Linked DNA regions of Homo sapiens: region 2 is linked to region 1. Evidence: chromatin contacts called from ENCODE Hi-C data. All regions are on one chromosome and are shown on one strand. Each heading gives the region's core, a stretch centred on a gene start or an enhancer-like site at or near the end of the contact. The rest is flanking DNA. Distances are from core to core; before and after follow the strand shown.

What was found. A loop is a pair of places that touch in the nucleus more often than their neighbours do. Pooled maps may share reads with other maps.
Region 2: a map of CD4-positive, alpha-beta memory T cell shows a loop between it and region 1 (7-fold over the local background). The contact joins the enhancer-like site here to the promoter of GMPS in region 1. A Hi-C loop is called at or near these places in 1 of 168 maps with a recorded cell type or tissue (CD4-positive, alpha-beta memory T cell), 1 of 37 single-sample maps with no recorded cell type and 3 of 50 pooled maps.

Annotation. Positions count from the first base shown.
Region 1 is chr3:155,869,231-155,875,849 of GRCh38, reverse strand. GMPS (guanine monophosphate synthase) reads right to left here and starts at 5,200. Exons shown (of 16, transcript NM_003875.3): 1 at 4,953-5,200. The coding sequence starts at 4,979. RefSeq lists enhancers at 4,407-5,166, 5,706-5,755 and a silencer at 4,346-5,565.
Region 2 is chr3:158,094,618-158,100,992 of GRCh38, reverse strand. SHOX2 (SHOX homeobox 2) reads left to right here. Exons shown (of 5, transcript NM_001163678.2): 3 at 682-739; 4 at 1,045-1,133; 5 at 2,709-5,088. The coding sequence ends at 2,966. Among named protein-coding and RNA genes, the nearest start is that of SHOX2, 8.6 kb to the left of the region's middle. RefSeq lists an enhancer at 2,826-2,995. Within about 2 kb of position 2,997, at least 3 of the 41 ENCODE cell types and tissues checked have a DNase peak (open chromatin) inside an H3K27ac peak, as active enhancers do.

The DNA.
Region 1 (6,619 bases), core at 3,951-6,450:
GCCATAGCAAGGGTCCACCAACAAGAAAACCAATTGACTGTTATGTTTTTACTATAATAAAGCAATTTTTTTAACCACCGTCCTTCTTGAGCAAATACAGAAGCATCTCTATTCCACAATAAGCATGAAAAAAATAATATTCTACGCAACCCAGAATTGTATATGCCACACAAAGATTTAAAATTCTATGAAACAATTATTTTTCTGTTGATTCACAAAGTGCTTCAGAATTATGCATTAACCCTGACACTTTCATTCATTTTCAGCATCTAAATATGGTTTAGGTTAGAAAGAGGCATAAAAACAAAGTTTAAGGCCAGGGCCGGACACAATGGCTCACGCCTATCATCTTAGCACTTTGGGAGGTGAGGCCGGTGGATCACCTGAGCCCAGGAGTTCGAGACCAGCCTGGGCAACATGGTGAAACCCCATCTCTACTAAAAATACAAAAGTTAGCCAGGCACGGCGGCATGCGCATTTAGTCCCAGCTACTCAGGAGGCTGAGTCAGGAGAATTCCTTGAGCCTGGGAGGCGGAGGTTGCAATGAGGGGAGATCATGCCACTGCACTCCAGCCTGGGTGACAGAGCAAGACTTTGTCTCAAAAACAAACAAAACAAAACACAGGATTTAAGGCCAGGCACAGTGGTTCACACTTGTAATCCCACGACTTTGGGAGGCCAAGGTGAGCGACTCACTTGAGGTCAAGGGTTAGAGACCAGCCTGGCCAACATGGTGAAACCCTGTCTCTACTAAAAATATAAAATTAGCCGTATGTGGTGGCACACGCCTGTAATCCCAGCTACTCGGGTGGCTGAGGTACAAGGATCACACAAGGATCACTTGAACCAGGGAGGCGGACATTGCAGTGAGCCGAGATCATGCCACTGTACTCCAGCCTGGGCAACAGAGCCAGACTCTGTCTCAAAAAAAAAAAAAAAAAAAAAAAAGAAAACAAAGTTTAAGAATGTACTACAACAGCAAAATTTGATTATTCTGGGTAGCAAATAATTATTCATTACTTCAAACAACATCCTTTGGAATGTAATTCATTAACCTTAAAAAAGTATCAAATACATTTGTACAAGTATAAGACAAGTCTATACTTTTTGTAAAAATTCTTAAAAGACTGAATTATTTTCCTTAAGTGACAAGTTGGCCCACGCTAAAGGCAATGTCATCCGAGATTCCTGGAGGAATTTCAAAACCTTTCAGGTCTAAGAACACACTACACTAAAAACCATTCCTTTTGTCTGCAGCAGTTCTTCCACTCTAAATGAATATCCTAACGGAATAAAATCTGAAAAATCTAACTTTTATCTAAGAAAAAAATTTACTAAGTTGTGACAAAAGGTGATATAGTTGTTTAATTCTCAGTACATCCCAGATAAAAATCCCAAGTTATATTCCCATTCCATTCAAAATCTTAAATTTGGAAATTCCAAACTTAAAATTAACATTATTAAATGCCATTAAAGATTCTGTATCACATGCAATCACTAAGGGAGAGTTTATAAAACATCTTTCATCCAAGTATGATATAACCTAGTCATAACCTCTCAATGATAGGACAGGTACCACCTTTACTCCAACCAAGAGTTTCACCCTTAGACAGGGGAAAAGAGTAGGAAACTTGACAAGTCACCCAAAGCATTACTCTGATAATGCTGCCTTAATAAAACTCAAGTTACTATGTCAAATACACCCCTGCCATAATAAAAAGTTTTTAAAGAAAAGCTGATCACCTATGCTGTGAGGATGCAAAGGCATAAGAATGACACAATGGACTTTGGAGACTCAGGGGGAAAGGGTAGGAAGCGGGTGAGGGATAAAAGACTACATACTGGGTGTTGTGTATACCGTTCGGGTGATGGGTGCACCAAAATCTCACAAATCACCACTAAAGAATTTGCTCATGGCTGGGCATGGTGGCTCACGCCTGTAATCCCAGCACTTTGGGAGGCTGAGGCAGGTGGATCACGAGGCCAGGAGATCAAGACCATCCTGGCTAACACAGTGAAACCCTGTCTCTACTAAAAATACAAAAAAATTAGCTAGGCATGGTGGCGGGCGCCTGTAGTTCCAGCTACTTGGGAGGCTGAGGCAGGAGAACTGCGTGAACCTAGGAGGCAGAGCTTGCAGTGAGCCGAGATCACACCACTGCACTCCAGCCTGGGCGACAGAGCTAGACTCCATCTCAAAAAAAAAAAAAAGAACTTACTCATGTAACCTAACGACACCTGCTCCCCAATAACATACGGAAATAAAAAATTTAAATAAATAAAATACTGGCCAGGCACAGTGGCTCACTACTGTAATCCCAGCACTTTGGGACGCTAAAGTGGGAGGATAGCTTGAGCCCAGGAGTTCCAGACCAGCCTGAGCAACACAGCGAGAACTGTCTCTACAAAAAATAAAAATTAGCAGGGCGGGGTGATCCACGCCTGTACTTCCAGCTACTCAGGAGGCTAAAGAAGTCAAGGCAGCAGTGAGCTGTGATCACACCACTGCACTCCAGCTTGGGTGACAGAGCAAGATCCTGTCTCAAAAAAATAATATAAATTAAAAATTAAATAAAATATTGTGTATAAAAAATAATTAAAATAACCCAAATGCTTTCATAGCTTTTAGGCCCCTCTCCAGTTTCTATCATGCAAAAACGCCGTTTTAGAAAATCCTGATAACTGAAATGTACCAGAAACAGGAATCAAAACCAGCTCTTGCCCAACTTTTAATTTATGAACTAAGATACACACAGCCAAGGCCCAATCAATGTACAAAGTAAGCCTTTCCTCCCAAGGGAAAGGTGGTTCAGTGGTAGGCTATGGAAAATAAGACTCCTACTTATTTCCAGGTGGGCCTCTTAGAAATATGCATAATAAAGTAGGTGATATAAGGTATTTCCCCATATTTAATATCTCTTTACTTAAAATGTTTATGATCACTGGCATGTTATGGTTTGTCAGGACTTTCTTCCTCAGGGGTACATACAATAATCATAGATTTGATGAAATATATTAATTCTCCAGATGTTCCTCTTGAAAATGCTTCCAATTCAGTCCACAACTAATTGTTAACATAGTTTTTAAAATGTTTAATTATGCTATAAAACATAAAGAACCTTGAAATAAAATTAATTCACCCTAGGCTCAAATATAGCAAACTGATAAGATTATCTTTGTCATTCCAACTAGAGCAAAACAAAGAAAAAATACCAGTTAGGAAAAAGAAAAATCCTCTTATATACTCTGGAAACAAATCTTATACTTTTCTGTCACTTAGTTTTGTGAAAATACTCCTCTCAAATGCACTATATATTTTTCAAAGCCCATAAATTAAATTTCAGTCCTTCTAACACCAGTTATTTCATCTATCAGCATAAAGATGAATCTTTCCAATGAGTTGTAAGACTCAAAACTAGGCAGAAAAATGCTTTGCAAGTCGACTAGTAATCGGGAAAGAGCTGGACAATGGGGTTTACATTTGCTCCTTAGGTCAGAAACTAAAGGTTTGTGTGTCTTAACAGCTCCCTGGACCTAAGCACCACTGGTGCCTTGGTTTAAAAGAGTTAAAATCAGCTACCTTATAATCTTTTACTCATTGTTCGACAAATACTTTTTGAATGATTACCGGGTGCTAAGCAACCATTCAAGAGGACCTCCTAAGATGTGACCCTTGAGCAGCACCTTTTAAAAAGAATGTTAAAATTCTGCCTGAACAAGGCACTACTATCTGACGTAGAGCACCAAATCCACCTCGAAGTATACAATCCCACCCCCCGAATGAAATTTAATTAAGTTTTTTCCTAAAGCTAGGCCCTCAACAGCGTACAGAGGAGGTGTATCTTAATGAAGTAAATCGCAATTCAAAACTGCACGGTTTCCCGCTGGCAAAACTGACTTAGTGAAGGTCAGAAAGAACTCCAGGCCAATGAAAATTTTAATACAGAGGTGAAAGCGAAGGTGCCCAATTCAAAAGCGGGACGAAAGTAAGAGGAACGGTCTAAGAAAAGTGAGTTGGAGGAGAGATGAGCAGCAGCGGTCAAACGTGCTCTCCCCGCCGGGTACGTCAAGGCGGCAACTTTTCCAGCACTCCGGAACTCCGGACTGCCCAGGCCTCGGGCGAGCTGGCACGGCTCGCGTCCCGGGGAGGGACCCCAAAGGCGGGGAAGCGGGTTACCCCGCAAACCAGCAAGCTCGACAGGGAGCAAGCTGGACGGGGGCGGGACCTGGACACACACCCTTTCCTCTCTGAGAAGGAAGCGGGGAGGGAGAACGGAGTGCGCGACCCTGGGGCCACCAGCCCTCACGCGGGCCTGCAGGGGCGTTGGGGGAGGGGGAAGACAGTGCAGCTCCGAGGGGTTCGTCCAGAACCGGCCTAACCGCCGCGGAGCCCAAGGCTGGCGGGGGGAATGGAGCGGGCCTCGCCGAGGGCAGGCGGGAAACGGGGTGGCGGGAAGACCAGAGGCCGGCCCAGCTCCAACGCCGCACAGGAGGCCCCGACCCTGCCCTGCCTTCGGCGGGCCCCGGGATCGCCACAACGGGCCCCCAGCCTCCCAGAGGGACGGGGTGGGAGCCGAGGAAGCCCCCACCCCGACACGCAGACACACAAGCCCGCTCGCCGCCCTACCCCCACCCTCGCGCCGCGCTCGCGGGCTCTGCGCCCCACAGCGGCGCGGGGGAGGCGGGGGCCAGCGACGCGGCCGCGGGGAGCTGATGCCCTCCCCGACGCCCGGACCTCGACACGCAGACAAGATCAACAAAGCATCGCCGCTCCCGAGATAAAACATGCCACAGGCCCCGACCAGGGACTCTACGACGCGTGGCTGCCCGGGGCGCAGGGCTGCGCGGACGGGCTGGGGGAAGGGGGTGGGGAAGGGCCTCGCGGGGTGGCTCCCCGGTCCGGGAGCCTCGCCTCCGCCGGGATGCGGTGCTGCAGGGACCCCCACGCTGACCTTGGAGTCTCCGTTGCACAGAGCCATCGGGGCCAGGGCCGGAGCCGCGGCGGTGACGGCGACAGTACGAGACGGGGCGGGAGGGTGCCGGAAGGGTCGGCGCCGCGGGCTGAGGTTGAGAAGGAGGCCTGGTCGAGGAGCAGCCGGCAGCGGAGAGGAGCCAGCCGCCAGAAAAGCGCCGAATGGAGCAACAGCAGCGGAGCGCGGGCCCCAGCGCCGCGGGAGAGAAGACCAGCAGCGCGCACGCTGCCCCCGCCTCCTGCTTCCGCCCCGGCCGGCCACTGGGAGGAGCCAGAGCCCGTTCGGCTTGGCAGCCGAGCCTCAGATACCCTCCGCAGCCGCCGCCAAACCGGCCGGCCCTCGAGAGGAGGGGCTCGCGGCGCCCGGCCCCGCCCCCAGCCCGGTCCCCGCCGGCAAAGCCGGCCGGGTCTCCCGCGGCCCGCCCTTGGGAGGAGGAGCCCGCGGCATCCACCGGCTCCGCCCCTCCTGCCCTCGCACCGAGGAGCCCGCCCCGGAGGAGGGGCCTGTGGCGCCGGCCAGGAGAAAAACCGAAGCCGAATCCGAGCTAGTTTGCTGCTGCCGGATTTGCCTGCTACCTTGGATGACTTCGGGAGGCTGGCGGCACCGAAGAGGCCTCCTGAGAGCTGGGCCCCTGGCGGAACTCTTAGCCGGTGGCGTGGCCTTATCTCAGGTTGCTGGACATGAAGGAGGCCAAGGCTGCTTTGGAAAGTTCCGTGGCCATATCTCAAGGATGTCATTGTAGGAACTGATCACTTAGATACTTCAAAAGTTATACAGCTCCCCACAAATACAGCAGGTGCAGTATTTCCAAAGAAAAGGGAGTTTGGGAGTGGTAATCTGGTGAGCAGCTGGCCCAGGGAACTGGTCGTGAAGCTCTGTTTGCACAACAGTGTTTTTATTGGAATTGTTTGTGGGGAAGGGGCTGCAGTCCCTCCACCTACCCCTTGGCAACCATCATGATGATGAGGTGTTACTTTGAATTTGGTTACCTAGAGGCCTAAATCGAGATTGGGGTATAAAGAATAATACTTGAGATGGCTTCCAGCTAACAAAGCCTTTCCACAAATATTTTTATTATAATACAGCCAACATTTTGCTGCAGTCATTCTTGTGTCAGACTGTAGCTAGGGTATTAAGGAGCCAGAGTGAGAAAATACTTTAAAAGCTAACTTTAACCAATCCCGTGAAAGTAGTAAGGTAGGATTGATGTTCTTATCCTTTTTACAAATGAGGAAATTGAGGCTTAGTGAGATAATGTGCCTCTCAGTATATATAGAATGTAAGGCCTGCCCAATCTGGGAAAGTGTAGACAGTTTATTAGTGAAATATTTACAAAAACGAAAGGCTTAAGGTCCTAGTGGGCCTGAGACTTAAGTATTTCGCTTACCTTTTTTTGAACGGAAAATTGAATATTTGAACTCTCCAAAGCCATGGATACTGGCTTCTCTGGGTAGGTCTGTATGCACAATCTAAAGAAGAGTGCAGTAACCAATAGGAGAACCTCAACTTACATAAACATCCACCCCTAATGGAGTGGAATGTGATGTGATATACTGGCATTAAGGATTGGCTAAGTCCCATCTATCTTAAACAATGCTTAGTTTAAATATATTCTAGGCTGGGCGTGGTGGCTCACACCTGTAATC
Region 2 (6,375 bases), core at 1,748-4,247, 2.2 Mb before region 1:
AAGAAGTGAACTTTATTGTTGTTTCATACTTTTATTTACATTTTAGTTATTTTCTAGATGTTTTCCTACTATCCTAACTGCAAACAGTGGCTTTTTCTAAAGAAGCAAATTAGATTATCATGATAATGGTGCACAATTATTCTGCTACTGTGTTTCACTCTGCTGCACAGCAGAACAGAGAAATTCTAAACTTCTTTGTAGTGAGGCTTTTATGACACTAATTACCTCTCCCCAACCCTTACAACTCCTTCTCCGCAAAGGAGTCATTATTTGCTCTGGTGTTTGGTTTTTCTTTAAGATGAAGCTAATTAACATTACAGGCTATTAATGAACACATTCTTCTCAGGTCTTAACTGGGCAAATATCTAAACCATTATCATGTTGGTATCAGGTACCAAGCAGAGTTTTAGGCCATGGGGACTCTGTTATGTGAAAAGATGAAATCAGGACTAATAGTAATCTATCTTGTGAAAGTCTATAAAATCTATCTTTCTATTTCTGTAGTTAATTTACATGTTTAACTTTGGAATTTGAGGCTGTTTTATACAATTCAAAGATTGCTTGCTGTATCTCCCAATTCTTGTCTAAACCACGACTCTTTTCTCTTTGTACTTTTGTAATTTAAAAAAATTTTTAGTCATAACATCTAGGTTTTATTTTTTTTCCCCCTCCAACCTATAGGTTTGGTTTCAAAATCGAAGAGCTAAATGTAGAAAACAAGAAAATCAACTCCATAAAGGTATGCTTCTTATACAAGGAACATTTGATAGTCTGAGCAAAGAGAGAAGTAGTGAATATTACTATTACAATGACAGAAAAAAAGGAACCTCAAAAATGACAATAGTTCTTGACTTAATAATCTTCAAAGGCTGTTAATGGAGTCCTAAAGTTTGGGAGTAAGTTACATTTATTTAAATTTTGGATGCAGTTTAGAAAGATAATAGTCCATTTTCAAAGGAATTCGTTCTGTCTTGTACCCTTTGGAACCCTGAAAAATGCTACAAACGTTAACCTCACATTATTTTTCTCTTGTACTTTTTACAGGTGTTCTCATAGGGGCCGCCAGCCAGTTTGAAGCTTGTAGAGTCGCACCTTATGTCAACGTAGGTGCTTTAAGGATGCCATTTCAGCAGGCAAGTACAGCCTAGTTTCAAGCTGTTTTTAAATATGAAAATACCTGAATGTTTGCTTGAACTGTTGAACATCACCTGTCTCTGAGCCCAGATGTCAATGTCTGCATAGTTGGAGAATCATTTTGAGATGATATAGTGGACCCACTACCCTTTAAAAACCTATACGGTATTAAAGGCCTGAATGCCTAGTCCCTTCTGTCCTCATGGGAATCCCTGAAGGGGCCTGGGGGCAGTAACTGGTCCTTTAAAAATACACTAAAGATTGCCCTTAGAGAGAGAGGAAGGAAAAGCCTTTTGATTAAGATTTTGTCAAATCCAATACAGAGGTTAGTCCTAAGGTATTTCTAAGGCAACCCTCTAGATACTTTTCTAGGTATTTTCTACCTCTTAGTCACATTAAATAACTCTGACAGAAGAAAAATAAACACAAGTACTCCCAGCTCATACTTTTGTTTTTTCGTTCTTTTGTTTTTAAATCTGTTTCTGCAAACAAAGCTTCATCTCTGGTAAAGAGAGAAGTCTTGGTCTTCCCAGGGCTGCCCTGCCTTTGCAATCCCTTAGCCATAAAGAAACCTTTAAGAGTACATTTTAAAAGGACAGCCTGCAGCAATGATTTAATCCTGGGAAATCCCAGTGCTCTGAACTCCCCACTTTCCAAGCCTGAGGGCGAAATCCTTTCCCAACCAGTGTCTGACCTTCCCTATCCTCAGCCAGGACCCCTGCTTGGCATGCCTGTGATGTCATGAATTAGCTCTCAGTCTCCAGTGACTTGGACCGGGGAGACAGATAGGTGTGACCATGAATTGAGAGTCGGTGTTAGGGAGATCTTAGCTCTCTTGGTGCCACAGGACTCTGGCATCCTGATGCTTGGCTTTGGAAACAAGAGAGAATGACTGAAGAAAGAGGGAGGGGTGACTTTAAAAGGAGACCTTTACTACTCAAAAGGTAATCTTTGGGCCAGCAGCAACAACACCGTCTGGGAGATTGTTAGAAATTCAGAATCTCAGGCCCCAACCTAGACCTTGCGAATCAGAATCTGAATTTTAACGAGATCCCTGGGTAATTGTTATGGCAATAAAGGTTAGAAGTACCGACTCACAATTGTGCCTATTGTGGTGAAGATGGAGTAACTTCCCTGAATGACATTAAAAAGTTGCGTAGTTTGCTTGTTGATACTCCGTTGTTTTGGTAGTGGGGTAAGAGATGCATGGCAGCATCAAGAGAAGAGGGTAAGGGTCCTCACCCGCAGTCTTTCCAATATACCATTTCAGCCCAGTTCCCAGGGGAGACGGCCACATTCCTGCAGAAGGGGGTTCCCGGGGTCCGGGGAAATAAGCCTACCCTAAGCGAGTTTCGGAGACCCAGGGGACACTGGAGTATCCATGTGGAACCCCAGATTCAGCAACAGGCTGAGAAGGTCACTGTCGGAACAAGATGCACAGCCAAATGCCCTCTCCCCGTGCCCAAACACAACCCAACTCTCTCTCTGGCCAAGCTGGACGCCGTTAATGCTCTGTTTCTATTCTGTTGTCACCCTAGGATAGTCATTGCAACGTGACGCCCTTGTCCTTTCAGGTTCAGGCGCAGCTGCAGCTGGACAGCGCTGTGGCGCACGCGCACCACCACCTGCATCCGCACCTGGCCGCGCACGCGCCCTACATGATGTTCCCAGCACCGCCCTTCGGACTGCCGCTCGCCACGCTGGCCGCGGATTCGGCTTCCGCCGCCTCGGTAGTGGCGGCCGCAGCAGCCGCCAAGACCACCAGCAAGAACTCCAGCATCGCCGATCTCAGACTGAAAGCCAAAAAGCACGCCGCAGCCCTGGGTCTGTGACGCCAACGCCAGCACCAATGTCGCGCCTGTCCCGCGGCACTCAGCCTGCACGCCCTCCGCGCCCCGCTGCTTCTCCGTTACCCCTTTGAGACCTCGGGAGCCGGCCCTCTTCCCGCCTCACTGACCATCCCTCGTCCCCTATCGCATCTTGGACTCGGAAAGCCAGACTCCACGCAGGACCAGGGATCTCACGAGGCACGCAGGCTCCGTGGCTCCTGCCCGTTTTCCTACTCGAGGGCCTAGAATTGGGTTTTGTAGGAGCGGGTTTGGGGGAGTCTGGAGAGAGACTGGACAGGGGAGTGCTGGAACCGCGGAGTTTGGCTCACCGCAAAGCTGCAACGATGGACTCTTGCATAGAAAAAAAAATCTTGTTAACAATGAAAAAATGAGCAAACAAAAAAATCGAAAGACAAACGGGAGAGAAAAAGAGGAAGGGAACTTATTTCTTAACTGCTATTTGGCAGAAGCTGAAATTGGAGAACCAAGGAGCAAAAACAAATTTTAAAATTAAAGTATTTTATACATTTAAAAATATGGAAAAACAACCCAGACGATTCTCGAGAGACTGGGGGGAGTTACCAACTTAAATGTGTGTTTTTAAAAATGCGCTAAGAAGGCAAAGCAGAAAGAAGAGGTATACTTATTTAAAAAACTAAGATGAAAAAAGTGCGCAGCTGGGAAGTTCACAGGTTTTGAAACTGACCTTTTTCTGCGAAGTTCACGTTAACACGAGAAATTTGATGAGAGAGGCGGGCCTCCTTTTACGTTGAATCAGATGCTTTGAGTTTAAACCCACCATGTATGGAAGAGCAAGAAAAGAGAAAATATTAAAACGAGGAGAGAGAAAAATAATATTAACACAAAAAAATGCCACAGACAATGATTTCTCTGAGAAATTATTATGGCAAAACTGTCTGGACTGCTGACAGTAAATTCCGGTTTGCATGTTACTTGTATTCCATTGATGGTGTGTCTCCTCCCACCCCCTTATCTCCCATGCACTCACTCCATTTTCATCTTCACTATGAAAAACAATACCAAAAGTATCTGGAAATTGATATATATATATCCATATATATATATCATATATTTGCCATATATATATATATATATATATATATATATATATATATATATTTGCCCTGTCTTTGATCCTGGGGAACAAAAGAAAAAAGTCAGAAAGGGAAAAAATTACACTCATTGTCCTAAGAAGACAGAGGTGGGCAGAATATGTGGGGAAAGGAAAAAGAAAACAAGACCACCAAATGAAATAATGAAGGTACAGCGCCTCGCTGTGCCAGACACAGTAGGCGCTCAATCAGTATTAGTTCCCACCATTCCCCTTTTCTTGTGTTCCTTCTTGTTGGTTTCCTGAAGTCCTATTTGAAGACAGTGGTTTATTTCCCCCTCTCTATCCCGTCAAATTCACCTTAAATAACACCCAGCTAGATACAGGCACTAGGTTTGTGTAAGATATGTTGATACACACGAACAAAGTTTATTTTGACTATAATGTGTGGACTGACTTTCAACATTTGCATTTTATCTCACAAAGGTGTATCTATTCAAGTAACCTTTTTTTTTTGTTTGTTTGTTTCTTTTTTGTTTTTTTTTTTCTTTTGGTTGTTTGTTTCAATTCATGTAGCTATTTAAACTGGGATACCTTGGACTAAGCCAGTCTGTATCCCAATTCGCTAGCAAGCCTAAGTTTGTGGGGTTTTGTTTTTGTTTTTGTTTTACCTTCTAATTTACAAGAAAGAGGAAAAGCTCTTCTAACTGAACTTTGGTATGCGGTTGAGCTTTGTAACTATTTGTTCTCCATGAAAACAAAATTATTTATATTTGACATATTTTTTTCTAGTGTATTAAGTTATTTTAAACAAAAGATGTTATCTCATGACGTGTTGTCAGTACAAAATGTGTCGCCTCCAATTCTGTTAAACCTTTTAAATAAGTGCCAAGTTATTAATTGAAGACACTTTGCGATCAATTGAATGAAAATATCGTTTCATTTGATGGGGTTCGAGTCATCTTTGTTCCTGTTACTATTAAAATATCCGGGATAGTCTTTCCCTTTTGATTAATGCGTATCACTCTCTCGAATATACCAACTTGGAAAAGCGCTTGCCTCTGCTCTTACGTGCCGCAGTCAAGGGGCAGTAAGAAGGGTGGCTCTGTGGCTGTCGTTAGCGCTGAGCGCATTTCCGCCGGCCCCCTCCATTTTATCCACCCAGCATAGAAACAGGGTTATACCAAATTAATGAAAGAACAGATAAGAAGTAAAATAACATAGGATAGAGTAACTTCCTTCCCCAAGATGGACTCTCGTTATTCGTTTTGCTATAATTCCAGTCTTTATCTGGGGACACTTTTGGGAGGAAGGAAGGAGGGATCCTGCGGAGCGAAATCAACCTGGGTTTGGTATGGCATAATCGACAATCAGTCCCAGTTCGTTGACCCTCTCTGGAGCGGGGCAGGTGCTGACTTCGGAGCGGGAAAAGAGCCGCAAAGGCGGGCAGGCCAGGGCACTGTGGAGGGAGGATTCCCCATCTGACACTCCTGTTTAGGGTTGGCTGAAGCAGCTTCTTCATTGGTTAAATTTAGAAGGTGGAAGCCAGAATCGGGTTTAGGAAAAGCCTGGCCTTGAAAATAATGAGGAGCTCTCTCTCCCCATGTCGTGGCCCCCTTCTGGAAGAAATCCCACTAGTAAAGCCCAAAGGTGCTGCCTGTGTGGGGATAGTTGGAGACTTTGAAGACTCGGCCCTGACCATGTCCAAGGCAGGAACTTTCCTTCCCGCGCGGGCTCTTGTGATGACGGGACCTTCCGCAAAGACTGAAAGAGTCCTGAGCGTCCCCTGGGACCCCCCACCCTCGTGCTGGAGGGTGCGTAAAACCCCTGCCAAAGCCCCACATCCTCCAGCAGTGTTCCCCACCACCCCCACTTGGCCCTCTCCCAGGTCTTAGCTCGTATTCAAAGCTGTTCCTCAGCATAGACGTGGGCGATAGGTTTCTTTCTTTTAACTTTCAAAGACCACTGAACAGGATTTGGGCCGTATTCAGTGCGCAGGCCTTGCGGGTCTCCTGGTTGATGAACGTCGGTAGTTTTTAATAATAAACATCTGCCTGCGGGCATGGTACGCCCTGAAGCAGCCAGGCCATCCGCCGTGGTCCTGTGGCCTCCAGCGAGCTCCAGTCGGCGCCGGGGCCGGGGGTCCTAACAGGCAGGCTCCAAGCTCCAAACCCTAATCCTAACCCAGATCCCAACACGGGTTCGGACCCTGGAGACCCTGGAGCAGGGGAGATGGTGGCTCCCTCTCGGGGCCAGTCTGCCCCAAGCAGCGGAGCGCGGGGGAAGCCCGAGGTCAAAGGAGGCGGTGCGTCCAGGCCCTGCTGGCGGAGGCGCCGGGTA